Regions from separate parts of the Homo sapiens genome. Here region 2 is linked to region 1. The links are chromatin loops, found by intact Hi-C in ENCODE. Cell type or tissue: B cell. All regions are shown on one strand. Each heading gives the region's core, and the rest is flanking DNA. Links, peaks and the distances in the headings are about the cores only. Region 1 overlaps LCOR (ligand dependent nuclear receptor corepressor). Region 2 overlaps LCOR (ligand dependent nuclear receptor corepressor).

Region 1 (16,108 bases), core at 3,759-11,758:
GTGCTGGGATTACAGGCATGAGCCACTGCGTCCCTCTATGTATGCCCAGGCTGGAGTGCAGTGGCGTGATCTTGGCTCACTGCAACCTCCACCTCCCAGGTTTAAGAAATTCTGTGCCTCAGCCTCCCAAATAGCTGGGATTACAGGCTCGTGCCACCACGCCCAGCTAATTTTTTTGTATTTTTAGTAGAGATGAGGGTTCAGCATCTTGGCCAGGCTGGTCTTGAACTCCTGACCTCGTGATCCACCACCTCGGCCTCCCAAAGTGCTGGGATTACAGGCGTGAGCCACCGTGCCCGGCCGACAGATTCTTTTTTAAACCACCTTTACAGGGACAATATTATCATCCACAAGAGTATTATCTTCTAAGCAAGCTCATTTGGAGGTTATGCCTTCCATTGCTGTTACAGACCTATTTTTGGAATACCTTTAGGATTGACAGATTATCATCCTTGGAAGTTGGAGTTGGTATTTGGAAAGAGTCAAAAAGTATTTGCTGTGAAATGTGGCAATTAAAGGTATATGTTAAATAATGGGATTGGCTTTCTTCCCTGGCTTGCAGTCTAGCTCGGAAAGCTCAGTAGAGGGGCTTGATTTGTTTCGATGTGCCTCTGAACCTCTCTCTTAATTCATATTTCCCGTAAGTCTGTCCATCTGTTGTGTGGAATCTCAGTTTGTGATATTGGATAGATGCAAATAAGCAAAGCTGTTACTTTTCATAGTTTCAAATGAAAAACTCAACATCACTACTGTATAAATTATTTTCTAGTCTATCTGTGTTTATTTTTAAATTCCTTTTACTATTCTATACACTTGCACATTGCTCTGGGGGTAAAAATCCAATATAAACCATTAGCTCATTTTATTGACCATTCTTGTATTCAGCAAGTATCCCAAGTACAGTGGTCCATACCTTGAATTTTTTTTCACTTTTTAAGTGAGATATAATTTACATACCATAACAACTTAGTGGGTTTCAGTTATTTCAAATACAAGGTTGTACATATATCATCACTGTCTAATTCCAGAACATTTTATTTTTATTTTTTCTCAGCAGTGGGGTCCTGCCATGTTGCCCAGGCTGGTCTTGAACTCCTGGGCTCAAGTGATCCTCCTGCCTCAGTCTCCCAAAGTCCTGGGATTACAGGTGTGCGCCACCACACCCACCCTCAAAACATTTTTATTTCCTAAAAAAGAAACCCCACATCCATAGGCAGTTCCACATTCCGTTCTTCCTATGATCCAGCTCTTGGCAGCTACTATAATTTGTTTTCTGTTTCTGTGGATTTGTCTATTCTGGACATAGCATGTAATTGGAGTCATACAATATATGGCTTTTTGTGCCTGGCTTCTTTCACTTAGCATAATGTTTTTAAGATTCATTCATGTTGTAGCATTATCAGCACTTTGTTTCTTTTATGGCTAAATAACACTGCATTGTGTGGACATACCACATTTTGTTTATCCGTTAATCAGTTGATGGATATTTGGGTTGTTTCCACTTCGGGGCTATTATGGATGATGCTTCTCTGAATATTTGTGTACAAGTTTTTGTGTGGACATTTGTTTTTAGTTCACTTGAGTATGTACCTAGGATGGAATTACTGGGTCATGTGGTAACTGTTTTAATTTCGTAGGAACTGCCAAATTGTTTCCTAAAGTGGCTACGGTATTTTACATTCCCATCAGTACTGTATGACAGTTCCGTTTATCCACATCCACTCCAACACTTGTTGTTATCTGTTTTGATTATATAATAGCTATTTTAGTGGGTATGAAGTCGTATTTCAAAAAAACAAGAAATAAATACAAAAAAATAAGACAAGTTATATTTCATTGTGGTTTTGATTTGCATTTTCCTAACAGTGTGTTAAGCATCTTTTCATGTGCTTGTTGGCCATTTGCATACCTTTGGAGATACATTTATTCAGATCCCTTGCCCATTTTTAAAATTGGGTTATTATTTATTGTTGAATTGTAAGAATTGTGTATATATTCTGGATATACTTACAGTGTATGCTTTGCAGATATTTTTTCTCATACTCCCCATTTAAGAACAAATACAGATCAATACATGACCAGATACACTGTAACAAAAGCTAAACTGCAGGATACCTTATGAAGAGAATAAGGAGCGTAGTAATAGAACGAAATAGAATTCTCAAGAAAAGCCAGGTGCGGTGTCTCACACCTGTAATCCCAGTACTATGGGATTACAACTCCATTTGCAAGAGTTTGGATAGAGAAGGACACCTTTGCTCTATATTGCCCTGTCACAAATGTTTTGAATGAATCTGTTCCATTTCTGAGTTTAGTGAGAATTTGGGTAGTGAGAGGAATCTCACTAGCAGTATTTTTGAAATTTAAGATTACATTTTTTTTGTTTGCATTTTATAAAAACCCAGACATCTGACAAGTTATACAATATATTTTTTCTTGCTTTTTTTTTTTGAGACGAAGTCTGGCTCTGTTGCCCAGGTTGGACTGCAGTGGCGTGATCATGGCTTATTGCAACCTCTGTCTTCCAGGTTCAAGTAATTCTCCTGCCTCAGCCTCCCTAGTTGCTGGTATTACAGGCGGGTGGCACCATACCCAGCTAATTTTTTTGTAGTTTTAGGAAAGACAGGGTTTCACCCTTTTGGCCAGGCTGGTCTCAAACTCCTGACGTTCCGCCTCTCTTGGCCTCCCAGAGTGCTGGGATTACAGGTGTGAGCCACCACCCCTGGTTTATATTTTGTTTCCTGGTGCTAAGTTAAATATACTGTTTTTAAAGTGTTTGTTTGAATTTCGTTGATTCTTGGTTTCTCTGATTTTTGAATTGGTTAGGTTTGGTCTGTTACAAAGTGTCAGGTATAATGATGTCTTAAGGATGAAACTAAGTATCTTATGGGGTAGATGGCCGAATTTAAGAATCTTTTGCTTAATGGATTGTGAGGGTCAAGTTAGGAAAGCTGTGTAGTAATGAGTGGCATCTTCTAATGATTTTTGGTCTTCTTTTTATTCCTTTGTTTCATGTTTTAATCTACTTTTTGATAAAGAGAGTTGTAGATTCTTTTAGCATATCACTTAATCATTTTTCTGAATTCATTATTGTGCAAGCCAGTGAATTTTACATAGTAAAAACTAGTATTTGTTGTATCTTTACTATAATGAAGTTCTTATAATTGAGGGTAATAGAAGGATCCTGTCATGTGTAATGTGCATTTGTTAGTATAAGAGCAGGATACGTCAGGGTTTGCTAAAAGAAAAAAATGATGGCTGTAACTAGGGTTTAGACTAACGTTTCAAATTTGGTATTGGGAGACTAGAAATTAATATGCTTCAGACATGTCTATTTTAAAATTTCCTCTCTATATATTTTTTAAAATTTAGATTAAAGAAAAATAGAGATGGGGTCTGGGATTACAGGCATGAGCCACTGCTCCTGGTCTAGACCTGTCTAAAGGGACTTTTCTTTAGACTTTAAATGTTTTCTAGAGCTTAAAGACAAAAAATAAATTTTACTCAGTTGTGCCTTACAATTGTATTAAAAACTATTATAACAATACCATTTGAAGTAAAGCAGCGTTTGTTATAACTTCTGAATCATTGAAAATTAGTCCATCACAGGCCAGGTGGCTCACGCCTGTAATTCCAGCACACTGGAAGGCTGAGGCAGGCAAGTCGCTTGAGCCCAGGAGTTGGAGACAAGCCTGGGCAACATGGTGAAACCTTGTCTCCACACAAAATACAAAAATTAGCTTTAGCTGTGTGTGGTTTTGTGTACCTGTAGTCCCAGCTACTCGGAAGGCTGAGGTGGGAGGATCGCTTGAGCCCAGGAGGTCGAGGATGCAGTGAGTCATGATTGCATCACTGTACTCTAGCCTGAGGGACAGAGTGAGACCCTGTCTCAGGAAAAAAGAGAAGTTCATCACAGTTGTTTACAGAGGTGAAGGGGATTACTTAGAAACATATAGTTGTCTCACAAGAATTTTTTAAATGTGCAGTAATCTAGATGAATAATTAACTCTTTAAAATAACAGAAAGCAGAAAGTATCAGAAAATGTATTAATGGTATCACCATCTTATATATCTGCATGACACATTTAATACTTTCTAGAAAACTTACACTTTTTTTTTTTTTTTTTTGAGACAGTCTTGCTGTGTCAGCCAGGCTGGAGTGCAGTGGCACAATCTCGGCCCACTGCAACCTCCATCTCCCAGGCTGAAGCAATTATCTTGCCTTAGCCTCCCGAGTAGCTGGGATTAGAGGTGTGTGCCACCATGCCCGGCTAATTTTTGTATTTTTAGTAGAGACGGGGTTTCACCATGTTGGCCAGGCTGGTCTCGAACTCCTGACCTCAAGTGATCTGCCCACCTTGGCCTCCCAAAGTGTTGGGATTACAGACATGAGCCACCGCGCCTGGCCAAGACTTTCTTTTTGGATTAGAAGATGTTGTGAACACCAGTATTATTTCCCATGATAATTGCTATTATTGGAAAGCCTGTTGTTTTAAAAAATAAATAAATAAATAAATAATAAAAAAATATAGAGATGAGGTCTCATTATGCTGCCCAGGCTGGTCTCGAGCTCCTGGACTCAAGCAGTCCTCCCACCTCAACGTCCCAAAGTGCTGGGATTACAGGCATGAGCCACTCCACCCGGCCAGAGCATTATTATTTTTACTCATAATACTAGATAGTCTGTGACTGTTGTTTTTGATCTCATGATTAGCTTATTTTTCATAAAATCTGAATCATTTTATCATTATCAAAAAATGATTATTGTGTATAGTTCTCTTAGTACGTGATTTTTTAGAGTTTTGCAGAAGGTAAAAGCATGCTTTACCTTTCCTAAACTCACAGTATAAAGGGAAAGAGAGGCCAGGCACAGTGGCTCATGCCTGTAATCCCAGCACTTTGGGAGGCCGAGGCGGGTGGATCACGAGGTCAAGAGATCGAGACCGTCCTGGCCAACATGGTGAAACCCCCATCTTTACTAAAAATACAAAAATTAGCCGGGTGTGGTGGCATGCACCTGTAGCCCCAGCTGCTTGGGAGGCTGAGGCAGGAGAATCGCTTGAACCCGGGAGGTGGAGTTGCAGTGAGCCGAGATTGCGCCTCTGCACTCCAGCCTGGTGACAGATCAAGGCTCAATCTCAAAATACATACATACATACATAAATAGGAAAGAGAAACTAAAGGGATCTATAGAATGTATCCTACTTGATAAAAGAAAATTCCACATGTGAAAATGTGAATTTACCACAAAGACATCTGTTTCACTTTACAACATAATTCATATCTGATTTAATATAGTAACAGGCTCCTCTGGTACGTTTAGAATGATCAGTTGATACAAAAATTTTCTAAAAAGCTTGCTTTTTTTTCTTTTCTTTTCTTTTTTTTTTTTTTTTGAGACTGAGTCTGGCTCCGTCACCCAGGCTGGAGTGCAGTGGTGTGATCTCGGCTCACTGCATCCTTTTCCTCCCAGGTTCAAGTGATTCTTCTGCCTCAGCCTTCCGAGTAGCCGGGATTACAGGCATATGCCACCACAGCCCACTAGTTCTTGTTTTTTTTGGTAGAGAGGGGTTTTACCATGTTGGCCAGGCTGGTCTTGAACTCCTGACTGTGAGTGATCCACCCACCTTGGCCCCCCAAATTGCTGGGATTACAGGTGTGAGCCATCATGGCCCGCCCCTAGTTTATACAAATTTTTGAAATAAGTATACATTGTATGTAGAGGAAGCGAATGTTGAATTTGTTAAATTGAGTCATGCACAGATTCAGTTTGATGATCTCTTGTTTTTCACGTTTTTTTATTGTTGCCATTGCATGGATATTTGTGAACTTTTACCTGGCTACTCCTCTTCCTTCCAGTCAATGCAAGCATGTTTTGTTTGTTTTTTTGGAGACAAGGTCTGGTTCTGTCTCCCTGGCTGGAATGCAGCGGCATGATCATAGCTCACTGTAAACTCAAACTCCTGGGGTCAAAGTGATCCTCCTGCCTCAGCCCCTGGAGTATCTGGGAATGCAGCATGTTTCATCATGCCTGGCTAGTTTTTGTTTTGTTTTGTTTTTGGTAGAGATGAGGTCTTGCTATGTAGCCCAGGCTTGTCTCGATCCCCTGGCCTCAAGTGGTCCTCCTGCCTCAGCCTCCCAAAGTGCTGGGATTACAGGCATAAGTGTCTTTGGCCCAATGCAAGCGTATTTTCTAGGTTGTTTGTAGGTATTTACCCTTATATCTGCCCACTGGATATTATCCTGTTCTCTTTTACCTTTTTTTCGATTCAGTATTTATCAAAGCTAGAAAGGATGACGTAACTTGTTTTCTTGTCCAGCCATATCATTTAAAGGGAAAGGAATTTAAAATAAATCTTTTAGTTTGGAAAACTTCAAACATACAGAAAAGTAGAATAGTACAGTGAACAAACACCCAGCTACATCAACTAATGGCTATTCTTGTTTCATCCCTAACTGAATTATTTTGGAGCAAATTCCAGACACCATATTTAGTATTGAATCTTGGTTGTATCCTTTTGTATGGCACCATCTTCCTTTTCCCACCTCGCATCCCCATCAAGTGGTTCATAAGTTTAAAGAAATAAATAAGACATTTAAATATGGAGAAGTTTTTGCTTCTGTTTTGTTTACTTGTAATGTTTCTTAAAAGCTACCATATGTTGAGCATTTACTGTGTGACAGACAAGAGACCTTTGATGTTGTTAACATCTGTTTTACAGGCGGGGAAACAGATTTAGGGAGATTACAGATTTGATTCGTAATCACTCAGCTAAAATGTGGTAGACCTGGGATTGGAAATCAAAATTTTATGCTCTTTAACCTACCTACCTTCCCACCCTCCCTCCCTCCCTTCCTTCCCCCCTCCCTCCCTTCCTTCCCTCCCTCCCTCCCCTCCTGTACCCCCACACACCCCAAGACAGGGGTCACTGTGTCACCCAGGCTTGGAGTGCAGTGGCATGATCCTAACTCAGTGCAGCCTCCGACTCCTGGACTCAACTGATCCTCCTGCCTTAGCCTCCCTAGTAGCTGGGACTATGGGTATACTCCATGGTGCCTGGCTAATATTTTTATTTTTTGTAAAGACGGGGTCTTGCTTTGTTACCCAGTTTTCTTCAATCTTCAGCATTATGCATATGCCCTTCTTTTAGAATTTCCATTAAGTTGCCCGTCTTTGTTTCTAATTACTGATTGCTTATGTGCTTTATGTTACATTAAGGTATTTTGGTTTCTCTACCCATAATCTTACCATAAACAGGAGTTTATTCTATTCATTTTCTGTTCTCTGGCTTTGACTAGAATACCTTGCCTCCTTCTCTTCAGCTGTCACAGTCCTATTTGTGTTTCCTTTTTTCTTTTTGATTTTTTAGTTTTGTTAGCTAAATGAGTTTCTGAGCTGAATGTTTCCACTGGCTTAATTTTCCTTCTTATCTTGTTCAACTGGCCATTCTTCACCATTAACTGAGATTGGAGCGTAGGCTTAGGAGAGGGAAAGGCAGCAGAGGGTATCTGAGTGATACTGATTCTACGCCTACAGAGTCTTCTGTGTAGACCAGCCTAATTCATAGGAGTTTGTAACAAAGGCCTTTTAACAGTGTAGCTGCTTGGCCTTTTCTTCTATTGATATTCTTCCCAGAGACCTCAAGGAAGTGTGGGGTGGTGGTGGAGGGGCAAACAGGTTAAAGCAGATTGAGGTCAGGATTCAGGACTCCTGAATCTAGCCAAATGCCTTTTCTTCACTTCCAACCTTCTGTGACTTAAATTTAGTTTAGCTGGCAATATTTTAAATTGTGTGACAGAAAAGGAAGTTGCTGAGTAGTGTGTAATTACTGAGAAGGAGAAGAAGAAATTGGATAAATTTAAAAAATGAATAAAAGCTTAAAAATCAACTTAAAAAAAGATGATAACTCATACATCATTGGTCTTAGACAAAATGATTACTAGCAGGCACAGGAAGACGTTGTGACAAAGGTAATAAGGAGAAATTCCCATCAAAATAAAATGTGAAGGTTCTTGCCTTCAGTAAGAAAAAATGAGGGGAACGTCGGTGTTTATGAGTATTTCACATTTCAAATGTGGCTCTTTTGTTGCACCATGAATGATATAAACACTAATTTCCTGTGTGTTAGGTTATGTGAATTTTTATTCATCTAGTAAAGAAGCTGACAAAGTTTGCCTCTTATAAATGGGCTTATCCTTTTTTTTTTTTTTTTTTTTTTTTTTTTTTTTTTTTTGAGACGGAGTCTCGCTGTCGCCCAGGTTGGAGTGCAGTGGCGTGATCTTGGCTCACTGCAGGCTCTGCCCCCCGGGGTTCATGCCATTCTCCTGCCTCAGCCTCCCCAGTAGCTGGGACTACAGGTGCTCGCCACCTCGCCCGGCTAATTTTTTGTATTTTTAGTAGAGACGGGGTGTCACCGTGTTAGCCAGGATGATGTCGATCTCCTGACCTCGTGATCTACCCGCCTCGGCCTCCCAAAGTGCTGGGATTACAGGTGTGAGCCACCGCACCCGGCCAAAATGGGCTTATCTGATTACAGTAAAATACTGTAATTATGGGTGAGCATCAAGAAGTCCATAATCTTTGGTCATTGTTACTGAGAAAAACCTTTACACTGGTCATTTTTCTATGAATGTTTAATAGAGCTAATATGTCTTTTAAAAATGATTTGATTGGCCGGGGATTGTGGCTCACGCCTGTAATACCAGCACTTTGGGAGACCAAGGCAGGCAGATTATTTGAGGTCAGGAGTTTGAGACCAGCCTGGCCAACATGGTAAAACCCCATCTCTACTGAAAATACAAAAACTAGCTGGGCATGGTGGTGTACAGCTGTAATCTTGGCTACTCGGGAGGCTGAGGCAGGAGAATTGCTTGAATGTGGGAGGTGGAGGTTGCAGTGAGCCGAGATTGCACCACTGCACTCCAGCCTGGACTACACAGCAAGACTCTATCTCAAAACAAAAACAAAACTGGAATTTTGTTGTACTGGCTTTAAGTTTTTTTTTTTCTTTTTTTAAATTAAGACAGGGTCTTGCTCTGTCACTCAGGCTGGAGTACAGTTGTGCATTCTAGGCTCACTGCAGTTTTAGCCTACCAGGCTCAAGCAATCCTCCCACCTGAGCCTCCTGAGGCTGGGACCACAGGTGTGTACCACCATGCCTGGCTAATTTTTTTTTTCTTCTAGAGATGGGGTGTCCCTATGTTGCCCAGGCTAGTCTTAAACTCTTGGGCTCAAGTGATCCTCCCATCCCAGCCTTCCCAAAATGCTGTGATTACAGGCATGAGCCACTGTGCCTGTCTGTACTGGCTTCTTAAAACAAAACAAATCAAAATAAAGCAAACAGGTATGAGTAAAGTGATAAAGCTATTTCCTTTGTGAGACTTGTATAACCAGTTTTTATTTGCGTATATATTTACTGTGTATAGCTTTTCATTGTATAGTTTTTATTAAAATAGATTCTGGCATGTTAAAATAAATAGACATATACTGAGAAACCCCCATACATCTACTGAAAACAGTTTCAAAAAGACCCATGGCTTATGGCTGCAAATGTACAATCTTATCTAAAAGAGAACCTTCCCTTTGGTCCCCTTCTCCTTAGGAGAAGAACTTCTGCTTAACTTTATGTAACATATCCATATCAAAGATTAGTACATTTTATTGGTGAAAGGTAAAGGTATGTAAGTGGATAAATGGAGTAAAGATAGAAAAGAGAAATCAGGCTGGGGGCAGTGGCTCCAGCACTTTGGGAGACCGAGGTGGGAGGATTGCTGGAGCCCAGGAGTTCAAGACCAGCCTGTGCTGCATGGTGAAACCCCGTCTCTACAAAAAATACAAAAATTAGTCACATGCGGTATTGCGAGCCTGTTGGTCCCAGCTACCTGGGAGGCTGACATGAGAGGATTGCTGGAGCCTGGGAGGTCAAGCCTGCAGTGAGCCATGATCATGCCGCAGCACTCCAGTCTGGGTGACTGAGCCAGTCCCTGTCTCAAAAAATGAAAAGAGAAGCTAGAATTTTCCACATTAGCTGAGAAGACTTTTAGGAAGGAGTTACCAGAAGCTATAATAGAAATTTATGTGTGACTTAATTTTTCAAAAAAAAAAAAAAAAGCACACGGTAACAGTCCTGAATGAGTTATTTGGTCAAGAGTATTTTATTTATTTATTTATTTATTTATTTACTTACTTATTTATTTATTTTTTGAGACAGAGTTTTGCTCTTAATGTTGCCCAGGCTGGAGTGCAATGGCACGATCTCGGCTCACCGCATCCTCCGCCTCCCAGGTTAAGCAATTCTCCTGCGTCAGACTCCCGAGTAGCTGCGATTACAAGCGTGTGCCACCACGCCTGGCTAATTTTGTATTTTTAGTAGAGACAGGGTTTCTCCATGTTGGTCAGGCTGTTCTCTTAACTCCCGACCTCAGGTGATCTGCCTACCTTGGCCTCCCAAAGTGGTGGGATTACAGGCGTGAACCACCCCTCCCAGCCTGGTCAAAAGTACTAAAACTATTAAAAAGATTGAATTACCTACAAACTTTGATCTTTTAAAAGCAAGAGAATGTAAATTAATGGAGAAGAGTGTTCTGTAGTTAACGTAAAAAGAAAGAAACTGACACTGTGGCATGGGCAAGATAGCAGAGGATTGAAGACCCGGTTTTTGCCTTTTTTCCCCCCTTTTCCTGAGGACTTAAACTTTATTTTGGAAAAAGTGGCAGGTTTGTTTTTGTTAAATGGTTGAAAAGTGTTTGTATGTTACTTCTCAGATATTACTCAGTATAAATTATTTCTTAAAACCATATGAAGTTGTTTAGGTAAGAATGCTCTTAGTAATTACTATACCTAAGTCAGCCTGTATTTTGTCAGATATTTTTTAAGAAATGATCCAGATCAAATCAACTATTTTGAGGAATGTGAATATATATCCAGTTACAACTAGGAAAGAATGTTAAGAATATAAGCTGTGTTAAGAAACAGGAAAATTCTCTTGTTATATCATGCTGCTGCCAATCTGTAGTTTCTGTGACTCAGGAACAGAAGTATAAGCAATGACATAGTGATAACTGTTACTGTTATATTTTGATTTTAGATTTTAAAATAACCACACTTTAAAAACCGGATGCTGGGCTGGGCATGGTGGCTCACGCCTGTAATCCCAACACTTTGGGAGGCCGAGGCAGGTGGATCACTTGAGGTCAGGAGTTGGAGACCAGCCTGACCAACATGGTGAAACTCTGTCTCTACTAAAAATACAAAAATTAGCCGGTTGTGGTGGCGGGCATCTGTAATCCCAGCTACTCAGGAGGCTGAGGTGGGAGAATCACTTGAACCTGGGAGGCGGAGGTTGCAGTGAGCTGAGATCGCGCCATTGCACTCCAGTCTGGGCAACAAGAGTGAAACTCCATCTCAAAAACAAAACAAAACAACAAAAAATAAAAACTGGATGCTGAAAGGATGTTCTCAGATGGCAGAATCTGAGGATCTTCAGATTATTGCATCTGAAGATTATTATACAGGATGTTCAGTTATTTTGTTCAAAAACACAGGCTAGGATTCTGCCAGGAATATTCTTTCAGGAATGGTTAGCTTTTTTGGATGATAACAGTTTTTCATTCACCTTTCTTCCTCATTTAATATATTTCTATCTTTTCTTTATACTTTTTCCTTGTTTTTGTGCATATAAAATAAATAGATCTATGTTTTTGAAACTATCAAGAAACTGAATTAATTTTTAAAAATAAGTGTATATGAGTTGAAAATGTTTTTTTTTTTTTTTTGAGACAGATCCTCTCTGTCACCTGGCTAATTGTCTTTTTTTTTTTTTTTTTTTTTTTTTTTTTTGAGACGGAGTCTCCCTCTATAGCCGAGGCTGGAGTGCAGTGGCACAATCTCAGCTTACTGCAACCTCCGTTTCCTGGCTTCAAGTGATTCTCCTGCCTCAGCCTCCTTAGCAGCTGGGACTTACAGGTGTGCACCACCACACCTGGCTAATTTTTGTATTTTTAGTAGAGACAGGGTTTCACTGTGTTAGCCAGGATGGTCTCGATCTCCTGATCTCGTGATCCACCCACCTTGGCTTCCCAAAATGCTGGGATTACAGGCGTGAGCCACTGCGTCCGGCCTAATTTTTGTATTTTTAGTAGAGACAGGGTTTTTGCCATGTCACCCAGGCTGGTCTTGAACTCCTGACCTCAGGTGATTGGCCCGCCTCGGCCTCCCGAAGTGCTGTGATTGCAGCCGCGAGCCACCACGCCCAGCCAGGTTGAGCGTCTTTAATCTGAAAATCCCAAATTTGAAACGCTCCAAAATCTGAAACTTTTTGAACACCGAAGTAACACCATAAGTGGATAATTACACTCGACCTTATGTGATGGGTTGGAGTCAAAATGCAGGTGCACAACATACAGTTTATTCAGTGTCCCCAAAGGGAAAAAACATCCTCCCGGTGCTTTTCAGCTGAGATACATCTTTTCTATATATGCCCAGATTGCCCCAAGCAAGTGTGCCCTCAAAGCGTAATAAGATGGCATGTGTGCAGACCAGATGTGTCAGTGGCAGGATCCCCATGATGCCCCATGATGGGACCAAGACCTCTGTGTGTCACTCACTTTTTTTTTTTTTTTTTTTTTTGCTTATTCTCTGCTCTCTGACGTGAAGATATTGTTGGAATTGTCAGAAAGTCCTGCAGATATCCCTGTGGGTAAAACAAATAAGAAAAAGGGAAAGCATTACTAGCAAAGAAAGTCAAGCTGTTGGAAAAACTGACAGTGATGTCTGAAATGTCTTACAGAAGAGTATGTTGTTGGAATGACCACTGTATATATGACCTGAAAAATACAGTAGGATAAATTATTAAAGTTCTAGGTTGAAAGTGATGGGCAGAAGTTAGTAAAAAATAGAAAAGCACTGCATGAAGCTGAAAATGACCTTGATTAGATCTTGAAAGAGTAGATCCATCAGCATCACAGTGAACACATGCCACTTACTGGTATGCTTGTCATGAAGCGGAAAGATCAAGGCCGGGCGCAGTGGCTCACGCCTGTAATCTTCGCACTTTGGGAGGCTGAGGTGGGAGGATCATGTGAGCCCAAGAGTTCAGTACTGGTCTGGACAACATAGTGAGACCCCATATTTAAAAAGAAAGATCAAGCATGATGAACTGAAAATTGAAGTGAACTGTGAATGTTCAACAGGCTGGTTGCAGAAATTTAAGAAGAGATATGGCATTAAATTATTATTTTTTATTTATTTATTTTTTTGAGACAGCATCTCTGTCACCCAGGCTGGAGTGCATGGTGTGATGATAGGTCACTGCAGCCTTGATCTCCTGAGCTCAAGTGATCCTCTCACCTCAGCCTCCTGAGTATGGGACTACAGGTACATGCCACCAGGTCTTGCTATGTTGCCCAGGCTGTTCTCAAACCCTTGAGCTCAAGCAGTCCTCTCACCTGTCTCCCAAAGTGCTGGGATTACAGGCATGAGCGACTGTGCTGGGCTTACTAAATTTTAAAAGATTTGTGTTGAACCATCTGCTGATCATGGAGCAGCAGAGAAATTTATTGACAGATTTTCTAGGGTCATCACTGATGACAATCTGATGCCAGAACAAGCCTGTAATGCTGATGAAACATCACTGTTCTGGCATTATTGCTCCAGAAAGATACTGACTACAGCTGATGCAAAGGCCCCTGTAGGCAGTAAGGATGCCAAGGACAGAATAACTGTTCTGGAATGTGCTAATAATGCAGCAGGCATGCATAAGAGTAAACTTGATGTAATAGGCAAAAGCTTGTATCTTTGCTGTTTTCAAGGAGTGAATTTCTTACCAGTCCATTATTACGCTAACAGAAAGGCGTGGATCACGAGGGACATCTTTTCTGATTGGTTTCACAAGCATTCTGTACTACTGCTCATGCTTACTGCAGGGAAGCTGGACTGGATGATGACTGCAGGATTCTTTATTCCTTGATAACTGTTGTCATCCTCCAGCTGAAATTCTCATCAGAAATGTTTATGCCATGTACTTTTCCCCAAATGTGACTTAATTCAACCGTGTAACCAGGGTATCCTTAGATGAATGAAGAGTAAATAAAATAAGATTAAACACGTTCTTCAGCAGCACACTAGCAGCAGTGAACAGAGATGTGGGTGTGGAAGCTTTTCAAACGAAGTTTTAGCATGAAGGATGCCATGAATCAAGATGATTGTGATTATAGTGACGATGAAGATGGTGATGTTAACACTGCCGAAAAAGTGCCTGTGGATGACGTGGTAAAATCATGTCAGTGTTTAAAATCAGAGAGAGAACATGGTGAAATCATGTCAGTTTATGAAATTGAAGAAAGACTTCTAAGACAGAAAATGTTGTGAATGAGGCAGATGACTCTGGAGCAAACATTTTAAAAAAGCCATCCAGAAGAATTCCTCCACATTCTTAGAGGATCCACTTCTGGGTCTCTCAACTGCTTCTGATGTTTCTTTTCACCCCCCAAAATAAATACAGTGTTCAGTAATTTTTCAGTGAGAACATAGCATTGTAGATGGAGACTGAAAGCCTGACGTTGTTGTTGTTTAACAGTTGATTCAGGTATTCTGGTGATGCTCCTGTGCTCTTAGTTACCCCAAACACATTATTTTCTCACGTATTAATGGTATGTCATATTTTTTAATGTTAAGTCCTTATGTGTGAATAAGTGTAAGAATAAGGTTGCTTATTGGTAGCATATAAATTGAGAGTCAGGAATGATGCTAATGCCACACAATCATACATTGTCCACATGGGTGGCTGAGAAGGTGACATCTTGGTTTCTGATGCTTCAATGTATACAAACTTTGTTTCATTCACAAAATTTAAAAAATATTGTATAAAATTACCTTTAGGTTAGGCCAAACACATTGGGTCATGCCTGTAATCCCAGCACTTTGGGAGGCTCAGGTGGGAGGATCGCTTGAGCCCAGGAATTTGAGACCAGTGTGGGAAACATAGTGAGACTTTGTCTCTACAAAAAATTTTTAAAAGAAATTAGCCCAGTCTGGTGGCGCATGCCTGTAGTCCCAGCTGTTTGGGAGACTGAGGTGGGAGGATTGCTTGAGCCCAGGAGGCGGAGGTTGCAGTGAGCTGAGATGCACCACTGCTCTCCAGCCTGGGTGGCAGAGTGAGACCCTATCTCAAAAAACAACAACAAAAACCGACAAATTATCTTTAGGCTATGTGTATAAGGCACATATGAAACGTAAATGAATCTTGTGTTTAGACTTGTGTGCCATCCCCAAGATATCTCATTATGTATATGCAAATATTATAAAATCTGAACAAAATCCTAAACCTGAAACACTTCTGGTCTGAAGTATTTTGGATAAGGGATACTCAACCTGTATATCTATTTTATTCTAGGGAAACAGGCTTCTTCAGAAGCCCATGGAGATAGAGCTCCATGAAGTAGAAGCAATGGTAGAAGTAGAAGCAATGGTGGTGGTGATAGTTAAGGGAGTGAAATTAACTAGAAGGAGAGTTCCATGATGAAATATAGTCAGTAAGTCTTTTTTTAGTGACTATTTTGCCTCTATTTTTGTATCATTGTTTATATGACTTCCATAAAACAATTTCATTTTGTTATAATGTGAGTAGCTTTGTCTCTTCTCATTTTCTCTATTATTTATGAACTTAAAACATTTTAAAACATCTAAACTTTGTTGAAGTTAAACATTGGTTCTCCATTTCTAACAGTTTTAAAGGTATGCTTGAATAGTAAATTTGTAATGATAATAGGAATACACTTTATTTTGTTATTGTTGTCACCTTTTGTGTTTTTTTGAGGTGGAGTCTCGCTCTGTTGCCCAGGCTGGAGTGCAGTGGTGTGATCTTGGCTCACCGCACTGCAGCCTCCACCTTCCGGGTTCAAGCGATTCTCCTGCCTCAGTCTCCTGAGAAGCTGGGATTATGGGCACGTGCCACCATGCACAGCTAATTTTGTATTTTTAGTAGAGATGGGATTTTGCCACGTTGGCCAGGCTCTTGAACTCCTGACCTCAAGTGATCTGCCCGCCTCAGCCTCCCAAGTGCTGGGGTTACACGTGTGAGCCATTGCACCCAGCCTGTTGTCACCTTTT
Region 2 (16,108 bases), core at 3,053-11,052, 50 kb after region 1:
ATAAAAGCACTTATGTGATTGAGTTGCAAGCTAAACTAGCTACTTTTTTTTTTTTTTTAATTGAGACGGAGTTTTACTCTCACCCAGGCTATAGTGCAATGGCGCCATCTCAGCTCACTGCAACCTCTGCCTCCTGGGTTCAAGTAATTCTTCTGCCTCAGCCTCCCGAGTAGCTGTGATTACAGGCATTCACCACCACACCCAGCTAATTTTTGTATTTTTAGTACAGACAGCGTTTCACCATGTTGGCCAGGCTGGTCTTGAACTCATGAATCCAGGTGATCCACCTGCCTCAACCTCCCAAAGTGCTGGGATTACAGGCATGAACCACCACACCTGGCCTACTTTTTTCGTAGAATACCATTTTACTTGGAAGAATATCTGACAAACTGTGGTTATTCAGATTTCAGTATTTAGCAAACATTGTCTTAAAAATGAATGAAGTGGGCTAGGTGTGGTGGCTCACGCCTGTAATCCCAGCACTTTGGGAGGCCGAGGTTGGCGGATCATGAGGTTAGGAGTTCGAGACCAGCCTGGCCAACATGATGAAACCCTGTCTCTACTAAAAATACAAAAATTCGCCAGGCCTGGTGGTGGCCGCCTGTAATCCCAGCTACTCAGGAGGCTGAGGCAGGAGAATCGCTTGAACCCGGTGGGCGGAGGTTGCAGTGAGCCAGATCATGCCACTGCACTCTAGCCTGGGTGACAGAGCAAGACTCCGTCTCAAAAAAAAAAAAAAAAAAAAAAAAAAAAGAACAGTATATATTGTCAATTTCAGCTTCCAAGAAAAATTAGAATATTGGAAAACTTAAATCCACTACTGCGGGCATGAGAACTTCCCTTAAAAGACCTTTCTGATAGGATCAGTAGTGATATTAACAAATGTAATTTTTTTTTGGTGTTACATTGTGTGATGGAAAATGCACATACCTCAGTGAATTAATGCTTTCCAAATGACCAGTAATGATGTTACAAATAAACATTGGTCAAGTGCAAAATAGACTGATGGATTTTTTTTGTAGGAGAAATTTTATTTTTTAAATTAAGTTGTAGTAAAACTGACCATTTTTGTGTACAGTTGTATGAATTTTACCTCATGTATAAATTTATATACCCAACACCACAACTAAGAAACAGAATAGTTTCATGACCTCAAGAAGTTCCCTGTGCTGTCTTTTCTAATTGCCCCACCCAAAACCTCTGGCAGCCTCTGATCCATTCATTTGCTATAGTTATGTTTTTTAGAGAATGTCATATAAATGGAATCATACACTGTGTAACCATTTGAGACTGGCTTCATTCACTCAACATGTATTTGAGAGTAATCCAAGTTGTATCTTCCGTTATTTCACTCCATTTTAAAAAACTAAAATTCACCATTTGAGCCATTTTAAGGTGTGTATAATTCAGGAGCTTTTAGTATATTCAAAGTGTTGTACAACCATTACCACTATCTAATTGTATAGCATTTTGATCACCTCCCAAAAGATAGACCATACCTATTACATAGTCACTTCCATTTCCATATTTCCTCCATAATATCCTTTATGTCTGTGAATTTTCCTGTTCTGGACATTTCATATAAATGGAATCATACAATATATGGCCTTTTGTGTCTGGCTTTCATTTAGCATATTTTTGAAGTTCATCCATGTTGTACGTATCAGTATTCATTCATGTTGTCAGCTCAGGTTGCCATAACCAAAATACCACAGGCTTAGTGGCTTGAACCACAGATACTTATTTCTTATAGTTCTGAAGGCTGGAAGTACAGATCAAGGTCCGGCAGTGTTGGTTTCTGCTGAGGCCTCTCCTCCTGGCTTGTAGGTAGCTACCTTCTCACTTTAACCCCACACAGCCGTTTCTCTGTGCTCATGCAGGGAGGTAGCACAAGTGATCTCGAGCGTGTGTGCACCTTCTCTGGTTTCTGTCCTAACAAGGACACTAATTCTGTCAGATCAGGGACCCACCCTTCTGACCTCATTTCATCTTTGTTGCTTCCTTAGAGACCTCATCTCCAAATACAGCCACACTGGGGTTAGGGCGTTAACATGAATTTTGGGAGTGACATAAACTTTGAGTCCTTAACAGTTCTTTTTTATGGTTGAATAATATTCCATTGGATGGCTGTACTCCATTTTGTTTATCCACTCTTTAGTTGGTGGACATTTGAGTGTTTCCGCTGTCAGGTTATTATGAATAATGCTGCTGTTCAATACTGCTGTGAACATTCATGTATGACTTTTTGTTTGAACACCTGTTTTCATTTCTCTTGAGTATATACTTAGGAGTGGAATGCTGGGTCATTTGGTAATTCTATTTTTAACTTTTTGAGAAACACCTAACTTGTTTTCCAGAGCATCTGCGCCGTTTTGCATTCCCACCAGCAATGTGTGAGGGCTCCCATTTCTTCACTTCCTTTACCAGCACTCGTTATTTTCTTTGTATGCGTGTAGTTTTTTTGTTTTGTTTTGTTTTGTTTGAGATGGAGTCTCGCTGTGTCGCCCAAGCTGGAGTGCAGTGGCATGATCCTAGTTCAGTGTAACTTTGAACTCCTGGAGTGAAGTGATCCTCTCACCTCAGTCTAGGACTACGTACCACATCTGGCTAACCTTTAAGATATTTTGTAGAGAAGGGGTCTGGCTGTGTTGTGCAGGCTGATTTCAAACTCCTGGCCTCAAGCAATCTTCTCACCTCTACTTCCCCAAAGCACTAGGACTGTAAGTGTGAGTCACCCCTGCCCAGCCTAAAACTGATTTTCTTATGCTAATCTTGTATTCTACAACCTTGCTGAACCTGTTTATTAGGTTAATGGTGGTGTTTTGAAAGATTCTTTAGAATTATGTATATATAAAATCATGTCATCTATAAAAGTAGTTTTACTTGGTCTTTCCAATTTGGATGCCTTTTATTTCTTTTTCTTTTTTCTAACCACCCTTGCTAGAACTTCTAGACAATGTTGAGTAGAAATGGTAAGAGCAGACATCCTTGCCTTATTTTTGATATTAGGGGAAAGCTTTCAGTATTTTGCTATTGAGTATGTTAGCTGTTTCATAACCAGGGTTATGAAAAAGCTCCTTTCTATTCCTAGATTGTTGAGCGTTTTTATCATGAAAAGGTGTTGGACTTTGTCCAGTGCTTTTCCTATGTCAACTGAGATGATCAGGTTTCTCTTTTCCCCGCTTTATTCTGTTAATATGGTGACTTTTTTTCAACTGATTGATTTTTGTATGTTGAACCAGCCTTGCATCTCTGGGATAATTCCATGATGGATGGTCATATGCTGCTAAATTTTGTTTGCTAGTATTTTCTTGAGGATTCTTGCATCTCTATTCGTGAGGGAGATTGGTCTGTAGTTTCCTTATGATGATGTCTGTCTTTGCTATCAGGGTAATACTAGATTTATGGGATGAGTTTGGAAGTATTCATCCCTTTTCTCTTTTTTTGGAAGAGTTGAAGGAAGGATTGGTGTTCTTCTTTAAATGTTTGGTAGGATTCACCAATGAAGCCATATGGTCCTGGGGTTTTTTTTGTTGGAAGTTTTATTACAGTTTTCATACTTGTTATAGGTCTTTTCAGTTTTTTAGTTGAGTCAGTTTTGGTAGTTTCTAGAGGTTTATCCATTCATCTAGATTATCTAATTTGTTGGCATACAATAGTTCATGGTATTCTCTTGTAATCCTTCCTGTTTCTATAAGATTGTAAAGATGTCCCCAGTTTTATTCCTGATTTTAGTAAATTGAATCTTCTCTCTTCTTTTTTCTTGGTCTGTCTAGTTAAAGGTTTGTCAATATTGATTTTTTCCGAGAAATTTTGGGTTCATTGATACTGATTTTTCTGACTCTTTTTTTTTTTTTTTTTTTTGAGACAGGGTCTTACTCTGTCTTGACTCTTTTTTTTTTTTTTTTTTTTTTTTTTTTTTTTTTGAGACAGGGTCTCTGTCGCCCACACTGGAGTGCAGTGGTGTCATTTCTGTTCACTGCAACTTCTGCCTCCCAGGTTCAAGCAGTTCTCCTGTCTCAGCCTCCTGAGTAGCTGGGATTACAGGTGCACGCCACCACGTCCAACTAATTTTTGTATTTTTAGTTAGAGACAGGTTTTTACCATGTTGGCCAGGCTAGTTGCGAACGCCTGACCTCAGGTGATCACCTGCCTCGGCCTCCCATAGTGCTGGGATTACAGGTGTGAGCCACCACACCTAGCCTGTAGTTACTTTTTTGAGTAACTATTTAAGAATGTATTGTTTAATTTCCACATATTTGCAAATTTTTCAGTTTTCCTGTTAGTGATTTCTAACTTCATTGCATTGTGGTTGGAAAAGATACTTTGTGTGATTTCAGTCTTTTGAAATTTACGGCAAGTTTTTTTGTGGTCTAACGTGTTGCCCTAGAGGATGTTCCAGTGCACTTGAAAAGAATGTGTATTCTGCTCGTGTTGGTTGGAGTGTTCTGCATATGTCTTTTAGGTCTAGTTGCCTAACGGTGTTGTTTAAGTCTTCTTTTTCCTTATGTATCTTTTGCTTAGTTGTACCACCCATTATTGAAAGTAGGGTGTTGAAGTCTCTAGCTATTATTGTTGAGCCATTTCTTCCTTCAAGTCTGTCAATTTTTGCTTCATAGAATTTGGGGCTGTGTTGTTAGGGGCATATATGTTTTTAATTCTTAAATGTTCTTGATTGACTCTTATCATTATATAATGTCCTTTGTCTTTTTAAGTAGTTTTGTCTTAATGCCTTTCTTAGTCCACTTGGGCTGCCTAAGTGGCTTATAAAAAAAATTATTTCTCACAGTTCTGGAGGCTGGGAAGTTCAAGATCAAGACACAGACAGATTTGGTATGGTGAGGTGCCGCTTTCTGGTTCATGGATGACTGTCTTTTTGCTATGTTCTCACATGACAAAAGGATGAGGGATCTCTCTTGGTGCCTCTTTTATAAGGGCACTAATCCCATTTATGAGGACACTGCCCTTATTTTCTTAATCACCTTCCAAAGGCCCCACTTCTTAATCCTATCACCTTGGAGGTGATAGGATTTCAACATATGAATTTTTGGGGGGACTCCAACAGTTAGACCATCGCAGTGCCTATTTTGTCTGATACTAGTATAGCCACTCCATTTCTTTTTTGGTTGCTGTTCGCATGGGCTTTTTCTTTTCTTTCACCTTCAACCTCTTTGTGTCTTTGGATCTAAAGCAAATGTCTTGTGTACAGAATATTGTTGGATAATGCTTTTTAAATTAATTCTGCCCATCTCTGCCTATTAATTGGAGGCTTTACTCCATTTACATGTAATATAATTGCTGATAAGGAGGAACATTTCCCATTTTATATTTCTTTCTGTCTGTCTTATATCAGTTTTGTTCAAGCCCTCCATGACTGATTTTTGTGTTACATATTTTCTAGTGTACCATTTTGATTCCCTTCTCATTTATTTTACTACATAATAGTTATTTTCTTGGTGTTTGTCCTGGGGATTATAATTAACACCTTCATTTGTAGCAGTCTATTTTGAATTAATAACAACTTGGTTTCAATAGTATATAAAATACTTTGCTGCTACATAGCTCTCCCCCCTCCAATAAATCTTTATGCATTGTTTGTCCATCAACACAGAGTTATAATTATTGTTGTATGTAGTCTTTTAAGTCATATAGGGAACAAAAGAGGCATTAACAAACTGAAAACATAACCTCTCTGCCTTCTTTGCTTCCTAACACTTTATAATATAATATCTCTAATATGCTTTCAGATACTATTCTAAATAATTTACAAATACTTGTCTAATCACGTTATAAATTTATAGCCAAGGAAAGTGAGGTGTGAAGAAGACAAATTGTCCAAGGTATGGCCAGGCACAGTGGCTCACACCTGTAATCCCAGCACTTTGGGAGGCCGATGCAGGCAGATCACAAGGTCAGGAGTTCTAGACCAGCCTGGCCAATATGGCGAAACCCGGTCTCTACTAAAAATACAAAAACTAACTGGGCATGGTGGTGGGCATCTGTAGTCCCAGCTACTCGGGAGGCTGAGGCAGGAGAATTGCTTGAACCCTGGAGGTGGAGGTTGCAGTAAGCCAAGATCGCGCCACTACACTCCAGCCTGGGTGACAGAGCAAGACTCTGTTTCAAAAAAAAAAAAAAAAGAAATTGTCCAAGGTTATAGAGCTTTTAAAAGAGAATCAGATATTTGAACCCAGGTGACCTGGCTTCGTAATTCATATTCTTAACCACTACATCTCTTACTTCCTAGAGTTGTAGTACTCCTTCTATTACACTACAACAGTGAATGTAAAATTCAGTTGGATACATAAAATGTGCATTCATGTTGAAAATGAAGGAAAAATAAAGTGAAAGATACTGGGAATCATTTGGGAGGAAAGATAACAGCTGGAAGGGACTTTTGAACTATGGCCTTGAAGACCACGTAGGATCAAGACTATTGATATTTGAGAGAATTTTATTTATTTATTTTTTGTAATGGAGTCTCGCTCTGTCACCCAGGCTGGAGTGCGGTGGCATGATCTCAGCTCACTGCAACCTCCGCCTCCTGGGTCCACACCATTCTCCTGTGTCAGCCTCCCGAGCAGCTGGGACTACAGGCACATGCCACCACGCCCAGCTAAAATTTGCATTTTTAGTAGAGGTGGGATTTCACCATGTCTCAATTTCTTGACCACGTGATCCGACCACCTTGGCCTCCCAAAGTGCTGGGATTATAGGCATGAGCCACCGCATCCGGCCTGAGAGTACATTTTAGAAGGAGCAAGGTGAAGAGAGGGATCAAGACAAAGAAAATCAAGGCCTACTTGAGAAGCAGATTGTTATTGAAAGGCATTGAAAAGGAGTGTTGAAAAGGTTCACTTTTGGAAGAATTTGAAAGCCAGACTAAGCAGTTTGAATTTTATTATGCAGGCAGTAGCTAATCATTGAACCTTTTTGAGCAGGGGAGAACTATTAAGAATTTTGTATATAAATCTGAAAGCTGATTCAAACATTGGTACAGTTTAAAATTTTCTAATATATCCTTCAATTGGGGCCAGACTGAGGGTTTATCTTTTGTACTGCCATATATTATGATGTGTTAGAAGTGTGGTAAAAAGTAATGATTTTTAAAATATATAAATTAGATATATTTAGATGTGTTTGATTACATTAAAAGGAACCTGTTTCCTTTCAGAATCCTCGGATGACATTTGGAGTGGGTTAAGATATGTCTTTATTTCAATAACAGTGCCATATATAATAGTTCAGATCAGCTAGTATTTTTTGAGTACTTACCATCAAGTTGTTTGCTAGATGGTAAAGATAGAACAGTAAAAAAGACCTGACCTTAATTTTCAGTCTCTTTTTCTTTCTAATCTTTAAACATTGGAATGCTCCAGTATTTGGTCCTGTTGCTTCCTTTCCTTAACTTAATATGATCTTATCTAGTTCTAAAGCTTTAAATTCTGTCTGTACTTTACTGATTCCCAATTTTATATTGCCCCATCTCAGTGTCTCCCTTTTAACTTCAAAGTCACCTATCCAATTGCCTTCTTCATAGATCTACTTTGATTTCTAAGTAGCATCTCAGACTTATCCCCAAAGTGAACTAGATCTCTGTCTGCCAAACATTTACCCTCCAGTCTTCTCCATCCTAGAAAGTTACACTACCATTTACTCAGTTCACAGACCAAAAGTGTAAGTGTCATTTTCCCTCACATTCCACATCGGCACATCATCAAGCAAGTTGGTTTTATGTTTGATGTATACCCTCTATGGGGTCACTACCCTCTACCGCCATTGCTACCCCTATCTCTTGCCAAGGCTGTTGTCATAATAGTCTCCTAATGCTTTATCTAATAATCTGTTCTCTACAGCTACCTGGTAATCTTAAACAATATATATCTAATTGTTTTATCTCTACCACTACCCAGATATAAAACTTAAGTGGATTTCTGTTAAAATTCAAAATCCAGTCTCCTCACCGTGGACTGTATGATCATACCTCTAAATCTCTTACCTTATCTTGTACTTCCCATCTTAAATCACCTTGCTGACCATGCCTGCTTTCTTGCTAATTCTCAATATACCGTACTTCATACCTTAACTACCTCAGTGCTGTTCACTCTGCCTAGAACATTCATGTGTCTCCATATGGCTTGTTCCCTCACTTCATTGAGTGCTCAGAAATGTTACCTCCTTTGCCTGTAATCCCAGTGTTTTGGGAGGCCAAGGCAGAAGGATCGCTTGAGACCAGGAGTTTGAGACCAGCCTGGGCAACATAGCAAGACTCTGTCTGAAGAAAAATTTAAAAATTAACTAGCTGTTGTGATGCATGCCTGTAGTCCAAGCTGCTCAGGAGGCTGAGGCAGGAGGATTGCTTGACCCCAGGAGTTTGAGGTTACAGTGTGCTGTGATTGTGCCATTACAACCCAGCCTGGGCAACAGAAAGAGACTCTGTCTCTAAAAACTAAAAAGAAAAAAAAATCTTGCCTCCTAGATAATTTTTTTCTCGGCTCTCTAAATGCTGTCTTCGCTGCTTTGTACAGTAGCACTTATATGGATGTTACTGACATTTCTGGTATTTAGAGGCGTGTGGGTTGAGGAGGGATCTCACTATTACCGTATAGTCATACCTTATGTCATTGACTTTTTTTATTCACAAATGTATTAGACTGACATACATACCTCAAATAGAGTTGACTGCTTGTGAGGAATGGGGGAAAATATGAGAAATTTTAATTTATTTTCTTTTCAGTAAATTACTTGCAAAGTAATTTTATTAGTTTTATTTATTATTATTATTATTACCATTTGTTTTTTTGAGACAGATTCTTGCTGTGTTGCCCAGACTAAAGTGCAGTGGCATCATCTTGGCTCAGTGCAGCCTCCACCACCCAGGCTCAAGCGATTCTCCCGCCTCAGCCTCCCAAGTAGCTGGGACTACAGGCACACACCACGAAGCCTAGCTAATTTTTGTATTTTTAATAGAGATGGGGTTTTACCATGTTGGCCAGGCTGGTCTTGAACTCCTGACCTCAGGTGATCCACCCGCCCTGCCCTTCCAAAGTGCTGGGATTACAGACATGAGCCATGATACTCGGCCCAAAGTAATTTTAAAACAATCTAGAGTTATTGAGATCCACACACTGAAGATAGTAAATGAATCTCCTAATAGTATAAAGCTCCCGCAAGCATGCTAGGTCTAGGTTGGGGCTAACTCTGGAAAGAAGAGAGTAAATGGACAAAGGAATAGGGAGAGGATGGGAAGGGATAGAAAAGGAAGCCCCACCTTTCCAACCCTAAGAACTTTCAAAGTTTAGTTTTTATCTCTGTTCTTTCAACTATAGAAATTTCCATTTTACCTAAAGTGAAGGAAATCATTCAGCTTATAATTTTGTTTTTACTTAGTTAACTCCATTATTCCCAAGGAATGAGAGAGAGAGAGAGAGAGAGAAAGAGAAAGAGAAAGAGAAAGAAAAGCAAAAAAAAAAAAAAAACCCAAAAGAATGCTTACCTCTCACAGTGTAATTTGTAGTTTTGGTATCTTTGAGAAAAAATGTGATGTAAAAAAGATATTATGGATTCAGTAATGCTTTTTAAATGAATACATATGTTATTGTTTGTAGCAGGGTGTGTTAAAAAAGAGTAGTTAGTGGCTGTATCTGCAAGCACATTTTTATTTGATTTACAAACAGTGCTCATATGAATTTACTGACCTTGTAATGACAGAGGTCTTCAAACGGATTGTGGCCTATGGATTGTGAACTGATGTAATTGACTCATTCCTGATCAACCTCAGATTTGCATTTAAATGGTTTCTTTCTAAGCATGATTAACCTAGACAGTTTGATATACTAGAAAAAATGAAACAGAACTGCCCCTGGATTTCCAAAGACTTAATCTGACCTAGCTACTCACTACCTCTGTGATTTTGGTAACTTATTTAATACCTTTGAATCTTGTTTATGGCATTATGTATGTAAATACTGTATTCTGATAATGTTCTAACTACTCAGTATATCTTTCTTTTCCCTCCTTAATGTATTAATACTATTGTTTTTCAGGACTTTATCTTTTTTGTTTTATTTCTATCTTCACTATGATTACAGCTTTCCGCAAAAAAAGTTTGCTGCTGTTTGTGGGCCAGCAAAAGCTGTTTGTGGGCCAGCAAAAAGAGCCCTTAATTATGTTCTGGTTTTAGTCTATAGATACAGAGAACTTAGTTGAGCTGGAGCAGAAAGCCATCTTTTTTTTTTTTTTTTTTTTGTTTGGTCAGATATCTGTTACCCTTCTGTTTTATTTCTATTTTTTCAAGTCTTTAGCTTGCCTGACACATAAAACAGAGTCCTTGTAAAATCTCCAACCTCTCAGTTAATTATAATGATGTAGGAATTAAAAAGAGTGTGTTTGCATTCATCCAACAAATATTTATTGAGCACTTACTTGAGGATGGTAGTTCAAAGTATAGGGTGATGTTAAAAGATGAATAAACTCCAGTTCTTTGCTGAAAATCTAGCGGATTAAATACCAAAAAAAGGTATATAAATAGTACAACTTGAGTACTGATGAGGATGTTCCTAACTTTGCCTGGGGCTTATGGGGTGAGATGGGGATACCTTAGAATTAGATTGAGGGTTGCAGGAAGAACATTGTAGGCTGACGACATATTGTGCTCAAGTGGCGTGGAAGCATTGACAGTATGTGTTGTGACTGATCAGTATGGCCAGAGCATAGTGTATGTATACAGAATATGGTAGCAGGAGAGACTGAAAAGATAATTTGGGATCAGATCCTATAATGATCATGCATGGCATCCAGAAATTGAAATCTTCACTATTGTCAGTGGAAAGCTATCAAATGTTTTTAAAACCTAGAAAGGATGATGTTTAGCAGCAGCATGAAGGGTGGATTCTGGTGGTAGAGATGGTGGTGTGGGAGAATACTAAGATAAATTAAAAATTAAGAGATGTTATTAATAGGTGGTGTGATGAAATGAAAAGAGCCTGGGCTTTAGAATCACAGGAATGGTTTTAAATCTAGATATTGGCCTTTGCAGTTTGGAACGAATTAGCTGCTTTGATTTTCAGGGTTGTTTGTTTTGTTTTGTTTTACACATTCTGGGTAGTAATAGTGCTTGTTTTACAGTATTCCTTTGAATATTTTGTTATGGGCATGAAGCACCTGCTATAGTGCTTGCCTGATACCAAATAAGGGTGCAGTTAATGATAACTGTCATTATTATCAACATGAGTGACATTTATTATAATTGTTAAGATAAGAGATAGTGAAAACCTGAATTTAGGGATGGAAAAGAGAGAACAGATTGGGAGGAATCTTTCTGAAGTAAAATGAATAGGACTCAATGACCGGAATACTTGGTGATTTATGGAAAGAATAGAATTGTGACTAACCGAGGTCTCTATTTAACCTGAATAACTTGGGGGGAAGGTGTTCGTGATGCCATTTTCTTAGTAATGAATACAGAATATAGACGAAATCTATGATTGAGATGAAGGAAAGGAGTAAAATGATTTTGATTTGGTGGGCATTTTTAGGTATTTAGGAGATTTTGGTGATAATATGAAGTAGGAAATTAGAAATTTGGTCTTAGGGCAAGAGATAAAGGATTGGAGAGTTATAAGTATCTGCATAGTAGTGGGAAAGCATGTTAATTTTGATTCCTTGACTAGAATTATAAATATCTTAACGGCAGGGCATATTTTTAAACATAACCCCTGTATCCCCACACTGCTGAGCTCTATGTAAACACTTGATTAATTCTTATTAAATGTGAGATTTAAAAAATAATATTCTTGATGGCTTTGTGAATAGAAAAGGTAATGCATAGTTATTTTGATTTTTAATTTTTAAATGTTCACTTTATTTAAATTTATAAACTTAAAACCTGGTTCTCTCTAAATACAGATCTTATTCTGTAACTAATTTTAACAAACTTTTGATAAATATCTTAATTTAACTTCTTAAAACATTTAAATCTGTAAGTATAAATTAAATTTATTTTCTCTGTAAATATTGATTAATAAAACCTTAGATACTTAAATAAATCTTGTAAATCTAATAATTTAAAATTGTAAATATAAACATCCTTAAGTTTTGTGAGTATTCTTATACAGGATGCAAACTTAGTAAAATTTCGGCTTAAAATCATAAGTCTAAATCAGCTGTTCAATTATACATTTTAAATTAGAATTACAAGGCTGGCTCTAATAGGCCAGATTTTCTTAAAACATTACAAATTTTTACCAAACAGGCATAGAGTACCTGTTTTGTAAACAGCTTTATTGAGACATAATTTACATACCTTACAATTCACCTATTTTAAGTGTGCAGTTCACCGATTTTTATTATAGTCACAGAATTATGCAACCATCACCACCATCTAATTTTAGAATATTTCCCTTAATACAAAAAGAAATGTGTTGCCCATTTGCAATTATTTTTTCATTTTCATTCAGCCATAGGAAACCACTAATGTACTTTCTTCTATCTATAGATTTGCCTTTTCAGTACATTTTATATCAATGGACTCATAGTATGTGGTCTTTTGTTTCTGTCCTTTTTTCACCTAACACAATGTGTTTTGAGGCTTATTCATCCATATTATAATTTTATTCCATTGTATGGATATACCACATTTTGTTTATCACAGATTACCTCTTAATATACAATAATTAAAATTTTAGTTCTTTTAAGTCATCCTATACTTGATTCTTTTTTTAAAAAAAGAAACCTGAAAATAAGTAAATGAATCTCTTACGAGTTAGACAAAAATGCAATAGAATAAACCCAAAGAAATGGATAATTGAAAAAAATTAAAGCAAAATTTAATGAAATCAATGATATAATAGAGAAGAACAAAAAAGTCAAAGTAGGTTTTTAAAAGAAAAAAACTAAAAAAGAAACTGATAGGATCAATCAAGGAATAAAAGAAACAAAAATAGTATGAAAATGAAGACTGACAACATATTAGAGATCAAAAGACAAGGTATTTATAGCAGCCTGCCATTAGTTTTTATATAAACAGTCTTTTCCCTTTTCAGGAGATCATTATTCCCAATCATATTTTTCTTAATGGAACTACTTTGAGTAACCCTTACCCCCCAGAGTGAATGGCTGTTCTACTTCCCAAATCAGAGAATATCTATAAATGTCTTTTATCAATATTCATAAGCAACACATTGTCTTCATTTTTCCTCTAGAATTTTGTAAACACTGCTTCGTAGGCTTTTTTTTTTTTTTCTTTTTTCTGTTTTAAGAGATGGGGTCGGCCGGGCGCAGTGGCTCACACCTGTAATCCCAGCACTTTGGGAGGCCAAGGCGGGCGGATCACGAGTTCAGGAGATCGAGACCATCGTGGCTAACACAGTGAAACCCCGCCTCCACTAAAAATACAAAAAATTAGTCAGGCGTGGTGGCGGGCGCCTATAGTCGCAGCTACTCGGGAGGCTGAGGCAGCAGAATGGCATGAACCCGGGAGGCGGAGCTTGCAGTGAGCCAAGATCACGCCACTGCACTCCAGCCTGGGCGACAGAGACTCCGTCTCAAAAAAAAAATAATAAAATAAAAAGAGATGGGGTCTCCTCATGTTGCCCAGGTCAAACCCCTGGACTCAAGCAGTCCTTCCACTTAAGCTTCCCAAGTAACTGGGACTGCAGGTGTGTGTCACCACATACCATTCCCAGCTCTCCATACATGTTTAGCATTTACATTTACCAGTGAAATGACTGGTAGTCTAAATCTCTTTCCTCTTATTTTAAGTAAAATTAAGTGAAATATTTTCCATATTTGGAGCTTGTAAATTTTTATTGTTGAAATTCAGATATTTTACCAGGAGAGTCTACATGTGTAGCTTCCCCTCCAACCCCCTAGTGCTGCCCCAGTATTTCATGGAGCCCATTAGATAAGAAGACTCAAGTCAGTAATCAACATTAGGAAGTTTTTGTTTCCTTCTAAATTTTTAAAACGTTCATTCTTTGCCTTTTCTTGCTCTAAAAATCCTATTTTACAGATACTGCACGTCTGGCCACCTCATCTCTAATCTTTTTCTCATTATGTATGTGTCTTTGACACTTCACTATACAATATTAGGCCATTTCTTCCTTCCTTCCTTCCATCCGTTCCTCCATCTGTCCATCGGTCCACCTTCTTTCAATGGTCTCGCTCTGTTGCCCTGGCTGGAGTGCGGTGGCGCAATCTCGGCTCACTGCACCTTACACCTCCTGGGTTCAAGTGATCTTACCACGTCAGCCTCCCGGGTAGTTGGGACTACAGGTGTGTGCCACCACCCTGGGCTAATTTTTTGTACTTTTTTATAGAGACGGAGTTTTACCATGTTGTCCATACTGATAGTAGGACATTTCTTAAGTTAATTTTCTAAATCACTACTTTGTTGTGTATTTCTCTACTTAATTCTATTTGGTAATTTTAGTAGTTTTTCTCCTCCCCCCAAGCATTTGTTCTCTGCTATTTTATTCAGAGCTCTTTGCTCTTAAAAAAAAAAAATACTATTTCTCCCTGGCCTCAATAAAAATACTATTTATAATTTGTCTTCAAGTGCTGCTGTTTTGTCTTCATTAATTCTGTTTCATTTTGGGCCATTAGTCGTGATTAAAGTGTTACTTCTCTTTGGTATATCTGGCTAGGTTTTGTCATCAGTTCTTGTGCTGGGTAATTCTGAGAGTGGTAAGTGAGCCAACAAATAGGGTTCATCATAGTGCATCATCTGGGAGAATGTGCTCAGGAGGAGAGGAAGAATTATTAATGAATGTAGTTCTCTAATAATGAAAGGAATCACCAGGGATAGTAAGGGGAAGAGAAGCCTGAATGGTCATTGCTCATTATCTATAGAAGTTCATTTGATCTTTGATTTAATAACATGCTGAGATAGTTGGAATGTCAATTAAAAAGAATTGATTACCTTAATTACCTGGGATAGAATATAAAAGATTGTATAATCTAGTGTTCTAAAATTATTACCACAATTACTATTGCACCAACCCAATACTTTCACTTTGTGACTGACTTCGTATGAAGGCTCAGTGTGGTGGTGGCATCAAGTCACACATCCTGACTTTTAAGCAAACAACTCCAGATAATATCATTCCCCTCTTTGTTTATTAGGACACTAATTGATTATTATTGCCAGCAAGCACCTTTGAACTGATACTTTGTAAAATATAATACAGTCATGTGTTGCTTAACAATGGGGTTGCATTATGAGAAGTGCATCCTTAGGCAGTTTCATCATTTTTCAAACATCGTAAAGTATACTTACACAAACCTAGATAATATAGCCTACTACATACCTAGGCTATTTGGTATAGCCTGTTGCTGCTAGCCTGCAAATCTGTACAGCACATTACTGTACTGAATACTGTAGGAAATACCACCATTGTCACACAATATCATTGTCACACAGTGGTAAGTATTTGTGTATCTAAACATAGAAAAGGTACAGTAAAAATTGTCACACGTGGATAGGGCACTTACCATAAATGGAGAGTGCAGGACTGGAAGTTGCTCTGAGTGAGTCAGTGAGTAAGTGGTAAGGGAACAAGAAGGCCTAGAATGTTGCTGTACGCTACTGTAGACTTATAAATACTGTACACTTAGGCTACACTAAATTTACTTAGGAATAAAGTAATTGCAGTCCAACATTACAATGGCTGTAATCACCAAGCAGTAGGAATTTTTCAGCTCCGTTATAATTTTATGGGACTACCGTGGTATATGCAGTCCATCCTTGACTAAAACATCGTTGTGTGGCATGTGATTGTACTTTATTGAAGACTGAGCACCAAGCTCAGTACAAGCTTGCATACAAGATCCAGGGGCCTTGATGTAAAAATTGCTCATTTTCTGATATATTCCTGCATTTCCTTCAGCACCTCTCTGAAACTACTAGTCTCTGTACTGGTTATCTCAGAGGAGAGGTTCCCAAGACCCAGGAACCGTTTTTTCATTCTGTTAATTTTTTTCCAAAAGAACAGGCTATATTGCTGACCTTAGTTAGCTTTGTATTTGATATATTCCTATTCTGTTACTTTTTATAACCTGTTTTCCCCCTTTTCGTTGGAAATGGATTGTGATTTAGATTGAAGGGGGA

What was found. A loop is a pair of places that touch in the nucleus more often than their neighbours do. Peaks named below come from ENCODE experiments on the same cell type or tissue, not always from the same donor. Only the 100,000 strongest peaks of a DNase experiment are listed, where the experiment ranks them.
Region 2: it touches region 1 in a loop (1.8-fold over the local background); 14 of 110 quality-filtered maps call a loop at or near these places.

Annotation. Positions count from the first base shown.
Region 1 is chr10:96,837,253-96,853,360 of GRCh38, forward strand. The region is part of intron 2 of LCOR (ligand dependent nuclear receptor corepressor); the gene reads left to right. Among named protein-coding and RNA genes, the nearest start is that of LCOR, 13 kb to the left of the region's middle. RefSeq lists enhancers at 20-520, 2,558-3,057, 3,700-3,994, 5,592-6,091. In B cell, for the core only: no CTCF peak of the experiment used is centred there; no DNase peak of the experiment used is centred there; H3K27ac peaks cover 671 bases.
Region 2 is chr10:96,887,639-96,903,746 of GRCh38, forward strand. The region is part of intron 2 of LCOR (ligand dependent nuclear receptor corepressor); the gene reads left to right. Among named protein-coding and RNA genes, the nearest start is that of LCOR, 63 kb to the left of the region's middle. In B cell, for the core only: no CTCF peak of the experiment used is centred there; no DNase peak of the experiment used is centred there.